Regions from separate parts of the Homo sapiens genome. Here region 1 is linked to region 2. A link is an interaction called in ENCODE POLR2A ChIA-PET data of the cell type or tissue named here. Cell type or tissue: CD4-positive, alpha-beta T cell. All regions are shown on one strand.

Evidence for each region. ChIA-PET counts read pairs that join two places held together with the same protein. Peaks named below come from ENCODE experiments on the same cell type or tissue, not always from the same donor. Only the 100,000 strongest peaks of a DNase experiment are listed, where the experiment ranks them.
Region 1: POLR2A ChIA-PET joins it to region 2 with 6 read pairs; 2 of 35 experiments call an interaction of 5 or more read pairs at or near these places.

What each region holds. Positions count from the first base shown.
Region 1 is chr5:150,456,523-150,461,522 of GRCh38, reverse strand. No RefSeq gene overlaps it. Among named protein-coding and RNA genes, the nearest start is that of RPS14, 9.3 kb to the right of the region's middle. RefSeq lists enhancers at 139-458, 252-878, 1,648-1,747 and a silencer at 2,552-2,621. In CD4-positive, alpha-beta T cell, CTCF peaks have their summits at 2,344 and 2,548 (motif pointing left); DNase peaks (open chromatin) are centred at 64, 1,662 and 2,472.
Region 2 is chr5:151,147,928-151,152,927 of GRCh38, reverse strand. The region is part of intron 1 of ANXA6 (annexin A6); the gene reads left to right. Among named protein-coding and RNA genes, the nearest start is that of ANXA6, 7.4 kb to the left of the region's middle. In CD4-positive, alpha-beta T cell, no CTCF peak of the experiment used is centred here; DNase peaks (open chromatin) are centred at 907, 2,317, 2,877, 4,157 and 1 weaker place; H3K4me3 peaks cover 2,095 bases; H3K27ac peaks cover 5,000 bases.

The DNA of each region.
Region 1 (5,000 bases), 690 kb after region 2:
GCTCCCTGGGCTGGGCCTCCTCCTGAGAGGTGTTGAGTAGCTGCAGTTGTGGGGGATGGGGCTGTCAGGCAAGACAGTCATGAGGAGGTGCCGGAAAGAGGAACCTCACACCAGGTGGCTGAGACTCAGGAGCCCTGCCCCCAGCTGAAATTACAGCCCCATCCCTGAGGCTGCCCCTCATCCCACCCCAGGGTCTGTGTGTCTCTGGACCCTGCCAGATGGTAGTGGGGGAATGGTGCCAAAGGGAGAGGAGGCTCCAACCAGACAAAGAGACAGAGCCAGCATATCCAGCTCCTCCGTGTGGCCCCAGGGGCACCGAGTCCTGCTATCTGGCATCCTCAGGGTCTATTTTGTTCCACCTCCCCTCAAAGAGGCCTCCTCTCTCTAGTGGCATCAGCCAGCCTGTCCTGCACACCTCCGGTGATGAGGCCTTCACTACCTGCCAGACTGTGGGCTGTGTGAAGGGATCTCATCCAATCCCTTGACATAAAATACAACCTAGAGGCTCCTGAGGTTACATCAGCAGTCCTGAACTTTCCAATAAGCTCCAACTGCTTGCCCCATCCTTCTACTAGGATATCACACAGAAGGCTCCAAAAATAGCAGGGCCTGAGCCTGATTCCAGCCTCCACCCAAGTTGTGACCTCCCCCTGGCTCTCCCCACCTTGGTTAATAGCCCCATCATCCACCCGTTGCTCAAGCCTAGAACCTACAATCATCCTCACCCCTCCATCCAATTCATCTGAAAATTCTACAGATTCTGCTTCCAAAGTATCTCTCAGATCTGACCATTGTTCTCCATCTTCACAGCTGCCATCGCGGTCTGAGCCCCCGTCACCTCTCACCAGCGTGACCGTCTCCACCTCCTCCTGCTCCCTCTCTTGCTCACCTTCAGCCAATTCTCCAAAGCCAGAGTAGACTTTCGTTTATTTTTTAAATTTATTTTATTTTTATTTTATTTATTTTATTTTTATTTTTTGTAAAGACAAGGTCTTGCTTGCTAAGTTGCCCAGTCTGGACTCAAACTCTTGGGCTCAAGCGATCCTCCCGCCTCAGCCTTCCAAAGTGCTGGGATTACAGGTGCAAGCCATCACTCCTGGCCCAGAGTGGACTTCTAAAGACAAATCAGAACATGTGGCTCCCTGCTTAAAGCTCTTCACTGCCTTCCCATGCAATCAGAATATAATCTACAGTTGGCCGGGCGCAGTGGCTCACGCCTGTAATCCTAACAGTTTGGGAGCCCGGAGCGGGTGGATCATTTGAGGTCAGGAGTTTGAGACCAGCCTGGCCAACATGGTGAAACCCTGTCTCTACTAAAAATACAAAAATTAGCCGGGCGTGGTGGCACGTGCCTGTAATCCCAGCTACCTGGGAGGCAGAGGTTGCAGAGAGCCGAGATCGCGCCACTGCACTCCAGCCTGGGCGACTGAGCAGAACTGTTTCAAAATAATAATAATAATAATAATAATAATAATAATAATAACAACAACAACAACAACAACAACAACAACGATAATAATAAATCTACACTCCTTGACAAGGCAGGGCCTAGCAGGCCCAGAGGATCTGGCCCCTGCCCTCAGGGACAGCCCTAACACTCTTCTCTCTCCTGGCCCCAGCCCCGCCTCCTTGCAGTTCCTCGGGCTCCTCCCAATTTTGGCAGCCTGTGCACTGCTGTCCTCTCTGCCCCTAAGGCTGCTCCTCCAGCCCTCCTCATGGCTGCACCTCGCACGCTTCAGGTCTCAGCTTCCATATCTCCTCCTGAGCCCTCCCTGTGCCTGAGCCCTGCCCACCTCGAGAGTGAGCCTACCTTGGAATCTTCTCAGGTGTGCGTATTTCCTTCATAGCCCTTACCACAATCTCTAATAATAAAGTTGTTGGCAGGCTTATCTGTATAACGCCTGGCTGTCTCCCCATTAGGTTGTCCCTTCCGTGGGGAAGGAGACCCATGTCTGTGTTATCCGTTGCTTTATCGCTCACCAGTGCCTGGCACACAGTAGGTGCTCAATAAACCCGCTGAATGAATAAACGACTCGGGATCCATGCCCTGGCACTGCCAGCCATTGGGCTGCCCTGGCACTGCCCTTCCCTTTGGATGGACTGAGCGCAGGCCCTCTGCGAGCTGGCCTGCGGCAGGCAGGGCACACAGAGGCCGGGTGCCATCTTTGTCCACTTCACCACCCTGAACCAGCTGAGTGACCTGGGCGCAGCCCTGACCTCATCCTACTTAAAGCTTCCCGCTGAGTAAAATGAGAATAATAATCTGAGCTCCTGGGGTGTGATGGGACACAAAGGGAGAATGTACATCAAGGCCGTCGTCACATCACAACCACATCCTAGGACGTCCCAACCATCTTCTGGGCTTAGACACCTCACCCTGCGCCTTCCGCCCACCCTCCACCCTCCACCCTCCACCCTCCACCCTCCACCCTCCACCCTCCACCCTCCACGTGTACCTGCCCCGCCGAGGCGGGTCCTTCCCCTGCAGCACGGAGATCTGGCGCCATCTAGCGGGCACTTCGGGAAGAGCGGGCGTTCCCCGCCCCTGTATTCCACGCACCGTGGGTGGGGCCGCACCCCGGGACCCCGCCCCGACATTCCTCACTGAGCAGAGTTGGGCCCAGGATCAAACCGAGGATCTGCCTCCGTTGGGTCAGAGCGAGGGAGACCTCTCACCCACCGCCCCCAAGGCCCAGGCCCCAACCTTTGATCTTACCTCCCACCCACCCCCTCCCCTCAGCACAGAGACTTCTCCCGAATCCCTGAATGATCCCAGGTCCCCTTTGATTCAAGACCTTTCCACGTGCTGTTTCGTGAGCTGGGAGTTTTCTTTTTCTTTTCTTTTTTTTTTTTTTTTTTTTTTTTTTGAGACAGAGTCTTGCTCTGTCGCCCAGGCTGGAGTGCAGTGGCACGATCTCGGCTCACTGCAAGCTCCGCCTCCCGGGTTGACGCCGTTCTCCTGCCTCAGCCTCCTGAGTAGCTGGGACTACAGGCGTCCGCCACCACGCCTGGCTAATTTTTTTATTTTTTTAGTAGAGACGGGGTTTCACCATGTTAGCCAGGATGGTCTCGATCTCCTGACCTCGTGATCCACCCGCCTTGGCCTCCCAAAGTGCTGGGATTACAGGCGTGAGCCACCGCGCCCGGCCTGAGCTGGGAGTTTTCTCCCACCCTCTTCTTCCTGTCCTGGCTGTCTCCTACTCCCATTTTGGGCCCTCCAGCAAGGCCCCTGAGCAAGCCAGAGCCCTCCGTATCCCCCGTTCCTTACTTTGTCCTTGTTTCTTGCCCATATTCCCTGCTAGACAAAGCCCCTTGGCAGCAGGCCGTGACACGGTCACTGTGTGGCGAGTGCTGAGATGACAGGTCCTGGGGCACACAGGGGCTCCCATCAGTTGCTCGCAGACCGCGTGTGAGTCCTGTGAGCACGGGGAGCAGGTGAATTACAGCCCTGGAGGACGAAGCCTGCCGGTCTCTAGAGGGGCATTGCTACAGAGGGAGCCATCTCCAGGCCTTTTGTAGCCCCTCCTCCCCTGGACCCTGGAGGGTGTGCACCTGGCCTAATCCCCAACACACACACCGCCGCTCTCCCTTGTGTGCCACACTTACACACGCAGACTAGCGCTCATGTGTGTTCTGGGGCTCAGACCAGCAATAGACCCATGACTCCACGACAGCTTCACAGCAGCCAACACTTTTGAGAAGGTCCTCCCTCCAAGTCCCAGGACCACCTGGGCCACAGTTGGTGTCTGATTCCTGGCTGTGTGTCCTGGTGAGCAAACTCACCCTCTCTGAGCCACAGCTTCTTCCCACCCTTCCTCTGTTGCATTTGCAAACTACCCTTCAAGGGGAGGAGGGGATAGAGCTCCTGGACAAATGACAGTATGAGCTGCTGCCGAGAATGGGGAGCACGGGGCCTTCCAGGTTGAGCTTGAGGACCCAGGAAAGGGCTTGGCTTCTGCTGCTGCAGGCTAATTCCTTGCTCTTCCTTCATCCAATCAACAGATATTTACAAAACACCTGTACCTGAGGTTACACGAATTGGGCTCTGGAGTCAGACTGCTTGGGCCCAGATCCTGGTGCCCCACTTAGAGCTGTTGACCTTTTCCTTGTGTCCTCAGTTATAACGGGGGGGATTAAACATTTTCTACCTCCTGTGGTTGTTGAGAGGAAGCTGCTTGCTTTCCACTTCCGGAATGAGAACTTTCTCCAGCTCCTGCTGCCACATTTGCCCCCACCGTCTTCCTTCCTCATTAGCACCTGAGGTGAGCTGTCCACATTCCTGCCTAAAGCCGATGCCTCCACATGCGCAGCAGAGGCCTTTACCTATTGCCTGCTCAATGTCAGGGCTCCAGCATGTTTTTCCTTCACTTCTAGACTATTCCCAGCAGTGTTAAAATATCTGTTATTGATGCAACCTTAAAAAAGGAAAAAAAAGAACCTCTTGATCTCACATTCCCATTCTCCATCTGCCCCCTGGCACACCTCTGCAGAAAAACTCAAGAGCTGTCTATGAAGGAACTGGGCATGGTGGCTCACACCTGTAATCCCAGCATTTTGGAAGGCCGAGGTGGGAGGACCACTTGAGCCCAGGAGGTCAAGACCAACCTGGGCAACTTAGGGAGACTCAGTATTTAAAGAAAAATGAGGGCCAGGCACGGTGGCTCATGCCTGTAATCCTAGCACTTTGGGAGGCCGAGGCGGGCGAATCACTTGAGGTCAGGAATTCGAGACCAGCCTGGCCAACATGGTGAAACCTCATCTCTACTAAAAATACAAAAATTAGCCAGGTGTGTGGTGCAAACCTCTAATCCCAGCTATACGGAGGCTGAGGCATGAAAATCGCTTGAACCTGGGAGGCAGAGGTTGCACTCAAGCCTGGGCAACAGAGTGAGACTCTGTCTCAAAAATAACAAAATTTTAAAAATTAAAAAAATAATAATAATTGGGCCAGGCATGCTGGCTCACACCTGTAATCCCAGCACTTTGGGAGGCCAAGGTGG
Region 2 (5,000 bases):
CCCTTACGCTCAACATCTCCTTTCCCTCAAAAGTGTACTCTGTTCCTCCACAGCCCAAGCTACCTTTCGATGACAGAAATGCTTTTTCTTACCCTGGTGTTACTATTCTTCCTGGCATGCCCCTGCCTCCATTCCATTGAATCCAGATTTTGACTGTGCACCTCTATCAGCCTGCACCCCTAATATTTTCTTTAACTTTATACATGTATAACAAATAAAAATGGGACATAAAAGGGCAAGATTAAAACATTTGGAAAGTGGTGATACTCTTGTCCTGCACCCCAGTGGATTGTCATACCCATTACCCCTTTTTGGAGACTACTGCTGTAATAATGATGATTGTGGCAACAGAAGTCACCGTTTGTTAAACATTTAATCTGTACCTGGCCATGCTAAGTGTTTTACCTGCCTTATTTCATTGAATCTTCACAAAAACCTTACAAGAGGGTCATTTCAGGATGAAGAAACTGAGGCAGAGAAATTCCATAACTTGCCCAAGTTACTGAGCTCGGAATTTGCATGGTCAGGATTTGAACTTGGGCATCGACCACAAATCCTGCATTGATTCTAATGCCACATTGCCTCCATTGTAAATGTTTGGGCTTATTATAATAAAAGCCACCATTTATTGAGCCTTTACTGTGTGCCACGCACTGTGCTAAGTGTTTTCCCCCCGTTACTTCATTTATTTCTCAGTACCTATAGGTATTTCTATCTGCATTTTGCGGATGTGGAAATTGAGATTCAGTTTAAGTAACTTACTTACATCACAAACTGCTGGGCAACATCTGTGCCTGAAGGCCCATGCCTTCACATGACTTGGATAAAACCCTTCCCCTATCCACATCTCTGTGGTTGGGCAGTGGTGAGCCGTTCCTTCTAGAGTCAGCCTGGAACTCTCGAAGGGGAAGGAGGAAAACGTGATTGATTGCAGGCAAAAGGATGAGGCAAGGGGTGGCCACAGCAGCACAAAGCCACCCAGGCCATTCATTCTGCTCCTGTGTGGGTTTCACGAATGATCAGTCATGATAAGTCGTCACAGTATATCTCATCTAGATCTGAGAGAATCAGGGTTCCTGGGAGGAAAGAGGCACAGGTCTGGAATGACCCTGTTTACTAGTCTTGAACAGCTCTTTCAACCAAGGTGATGAATGTTGCATATTGGCGGGTGGAGATGGGGAGGAATCCTGTGGCCTGGGAGATGACCCTCCTAGGACTGATATTCTGCTGTGAAAATCCTGAGTTGAAGTCTCTAAAAGCCTCTAACTATAGATCCTACCAAAGAGGGAGTGATGTATTGTCCCACTTTAGAGATGAAGAAACTAAGGCTGAGAGAGGGATCTGGCTTGCCTGAGGTTACATGGGGGCAGACTGGGAACCAGAACCAGGGTCTTATTCTTTGGACTCTTCCTGGTGTCCCATTGCAGCCAAGACCCACAGTTGTGTGGGGACTTGTTATGATCGAGGGCTGCTAGGCAGAGATGTTGGCTGCTTCCTGGGCCCTGGCAAGTCACTTTCTCTTTCTGAGATGCCTTTACCCCGTCTAGAAAATGAGGGACTTGGAGTCATGGATTATTAAGGGCCCTTGTGGGATTCAGAAACACTAGATGTAAAATATTCAGCCAATTTGAGCAGTATGGTCTAGGTTGCTCTGGGAGGGATCAGAAGCCATCTTAAAGCCAGGGTAAATGGTGTGTTTATGATTAGCTCAGGAGCTTCCCAGAACCCTCAGAGGCGGGGCTGTGGAATCAGCAGGGGGACTGGCCCTCAGAACTGCAGTCTGAACATCTAGTTCTGGAAGGAGCTTGCTTTTTACATATGAACTGTGCACTCACACAAGGCACACAGAAACTGCTCTCAGAGCTGAGAATATTTTCCCAAACAGTAAGAGGCCCCTCCTTGAAGCCATCTCTCCTTGGAAAGGGGAGCTCCTCCAGATGGGCCTGGGCTGCAGCCAGCAGCTGAAATTGCCAGCAACAAGCCCAGAGGAAAGTGCTTCAAGGCTGGAGATGCAGGTGACAGGCCTCAGCCCTCCCTCTGTCTGTGTCAACTAACTTCCTGGGTCTCATTCAGTCCCTGGTTCTCTGCTAGCCTTGGGCTTCCTTCACTGTCTCCCCCTACTATCCCCCAGGTCAGAGGAAACCGAGAGCTGGCCTCCAGCCTCATCCCGGGGTAGATGTGGGCCCCCTCCTCCCCCCACCACACACTGGAAAGGGGGTACAGTTTCCATTTCCTGGTGAGAGCTGCACAGTTGTACCAAGGGGCCCCTGGTTGCCAGGGAAACAGCAAGGTTTCCTGAAGCTGAGCTGAGCTGAGCTGCATTTGCAGGCAGATCCGTCCTCTGCCTTCCACTCCCAACCCCATATGATGACTGTCCTCAGCTGACTGCAGCTTGGGGAACTCATAATCAGCCAGTGAAGACACAGAGGCAAACACGACAGAGGCCCTGTCCTCAACTTCCCACCAGCACAGTAAATATCACCATTTACTAAGAACAGGTCTTGTGCCTGGCCTCTTATGTGCTGCCTTTGACATAACTTAGGTCTTATCCTCCAACAACCCTACAAAGCAGAAAAGGGAAAGCTTCAGTTTTGTGCTTGAGATCACCTTGAACTCAAAAATGAGCAATAAGCCCACGGTCACATGGCTAAGATTTTCCCTAAGTCTTGGGGGAACAGGGAATATGTGGAGAACTGGAAGGCATTGAGCTGAAATGTCTCCATGATTTCTACTCTCCTAGTTCTGTTCCTTTTAGGTCTTACTGGGTAAATCTGATTGACTTTGTTATGTTTACTTTTTTTTTTTTTTTTGAGTCAGAGTCTCACTCTGTTGCCTAGCCTGGAGTGCAGTGGTGCCATCTCTGCTCACTGCAACCTCTGCCTCCCAGCTCAAGCGATTCACCTGCCTCGGCCTCCTGACTAGCTGGGACTACAGGCACACACCATCACACCTGGCTAATTTTTGTATTTTTTCGTAGAGACGGGGTTTCGCATGTTGGCCAGGCTGGTCTCAAACTTCTGGCCCCAGGTGGTCCTTGCCGCTTGGCCTCCCAAAGTGCTGGGATTACAGGCATGAGCCACTGCTCCTGGCCTCTGTTATGTTCACTTTTAAAAAGCAATACATAGACATTGTTAAAAGAGATCAGGCCAGGCTTGGTGGCTCACGCCTATAATCCCAGCACTTTGAGAGACTGAGGAGGGCAGATCACAAGGGCAGGAGTTCGAGACCAGCCTGGCCAACATGGTGAAACCCATCTCTACTAAAAATACGAAAATTAGCCAGGTGTGGTGCCGTGCACCTGTAATCCCAGCTACTCAGGAGGCTGAGGCAGGAGAATCGCTTGAACCCGGGAGGTGGAGGTTGCAGGGAGCTGAGATTGCGCCACTGCACTCCAGCCTGGGTAACAGAGCGAGACTCCATCTCAAAAAAAAGAGATCAAATTGCCCAGACCTGCTTAAAGTGGAAAGTAGTGGTCCTTTGTTTCTCTTCTCCTTCTCTTAAGAAGATTGTTAAACTTTCATCTGTTGCCCTCCTGAGTGCTCATTAGCCAGCTCCCTACCTGCTTCTCTTATACTTCCCAAATCAGTTACATCTCTTTTTGCATTTATTTTTACGTATCATATCTTTGTTCCTTCACTGTAGACCCTGTCTCCTGATATCCTCCACCCGCATTCCTTATCCATTTTCAATGAGATATGTGTCCTGTTTTCCTGTGTGTTCCTGTCTTTTTTTTTTTTTTTTTTTTTTTGAGACAGGGCTTGCCCTGTCACCCAGGCTGGAGTGCAGTGGTGCAACCTTGGCTCACTGCAGCCTCCACCTCCTGAGTTCAAGCAATCCTCTCGCCTCAGCCTCCCAAGTAGCTGGGACTATAGGCATGTGCCACCATGTCCAGCTATTTTTTTTTTATTTTTTTTTAATAGAGATCGGGTCTCACTATGTTACCTAGGCTGGTCTCGAACTCCTGGGCTCAAATTATCCTCCCACCTCAGCTTCCCAAAGTGCCAGAATTATAGGCATGAGCTACCACGACCAGCCTGAAAAATCCAGTCTTTACAGTGGCCTCAGGCACCGGTCTCAGATCCTACATCCTACCACACCACTCCCTGCTACCACACCAGCCACACTGAGCTCGTGGTGGTTCCTCACTTGCACCACCCCGCGGTGTGCCCCAGTCACACTCGTGAGATCCTCTGACCCCTCCACCTGGGACTACACCCCTTGTCACTTTCCTGACCAAGCCTTGTCTTTTCTCTGTAGTTCTTATCTCAGCCTGATGAGTGCATTTGTTATTCATTCCCATTACAGCATAAGCTCTAGAGAAACAGAATTTAAAAAATTGCTCATATTTCTGCATGCACAGTGCCCAGAGCAATGCCTGACTAGGATAGGCGCTAAATGAGTGCATACTCACTTGTTCAGGAATGACAGTCCTTCAGATATTGCAGCAGGTGGTTGGAAGCACTTTGAGTCCTATCTGCAGGCGGTCAAGCTCTGGGTTCTGAAGCCATCCTTGTTGACTTGAAAAGGGGGCATGCATGGTGCAGATAGTATAGACTCTGGGATCTAGAAATTGTTGAATTCAGTTCTAAGCTGTGTGATCTTGGCTCATTTATTGCGATGCTCCAGCCTCAGTTTCCTCTCTATAAAAAAGGAGAATCTGATGTGTGGAAGGATTTCTGAGAGTAGTAACTGAGACGGTGCTGAGACAGGTACCCTGCCTAGTGTGGAGGAGTCAAGGGGTCAGTGGTGGGTCAGTGCCATGCCCGCCCTCCCTTGGGGATCCGCGTCCCTTTCCCATACTGCTGTGAATGTCTGGACACCATCTAGTCTGTCCATTGTCTTCTGAAAAAAATGTGATTGGCCTTGAGCTGGGTCATTGGGTCTGATTTAACCTGAAGGGCTGGGGGCAGCTGGAAAACAGCAGAGGGAGGAAATGTAAGGGAAAGAAAGGGGATGGTTAGAGTTGGGGGGAATCTCACATGCTGTCTTTCTTCTCTACA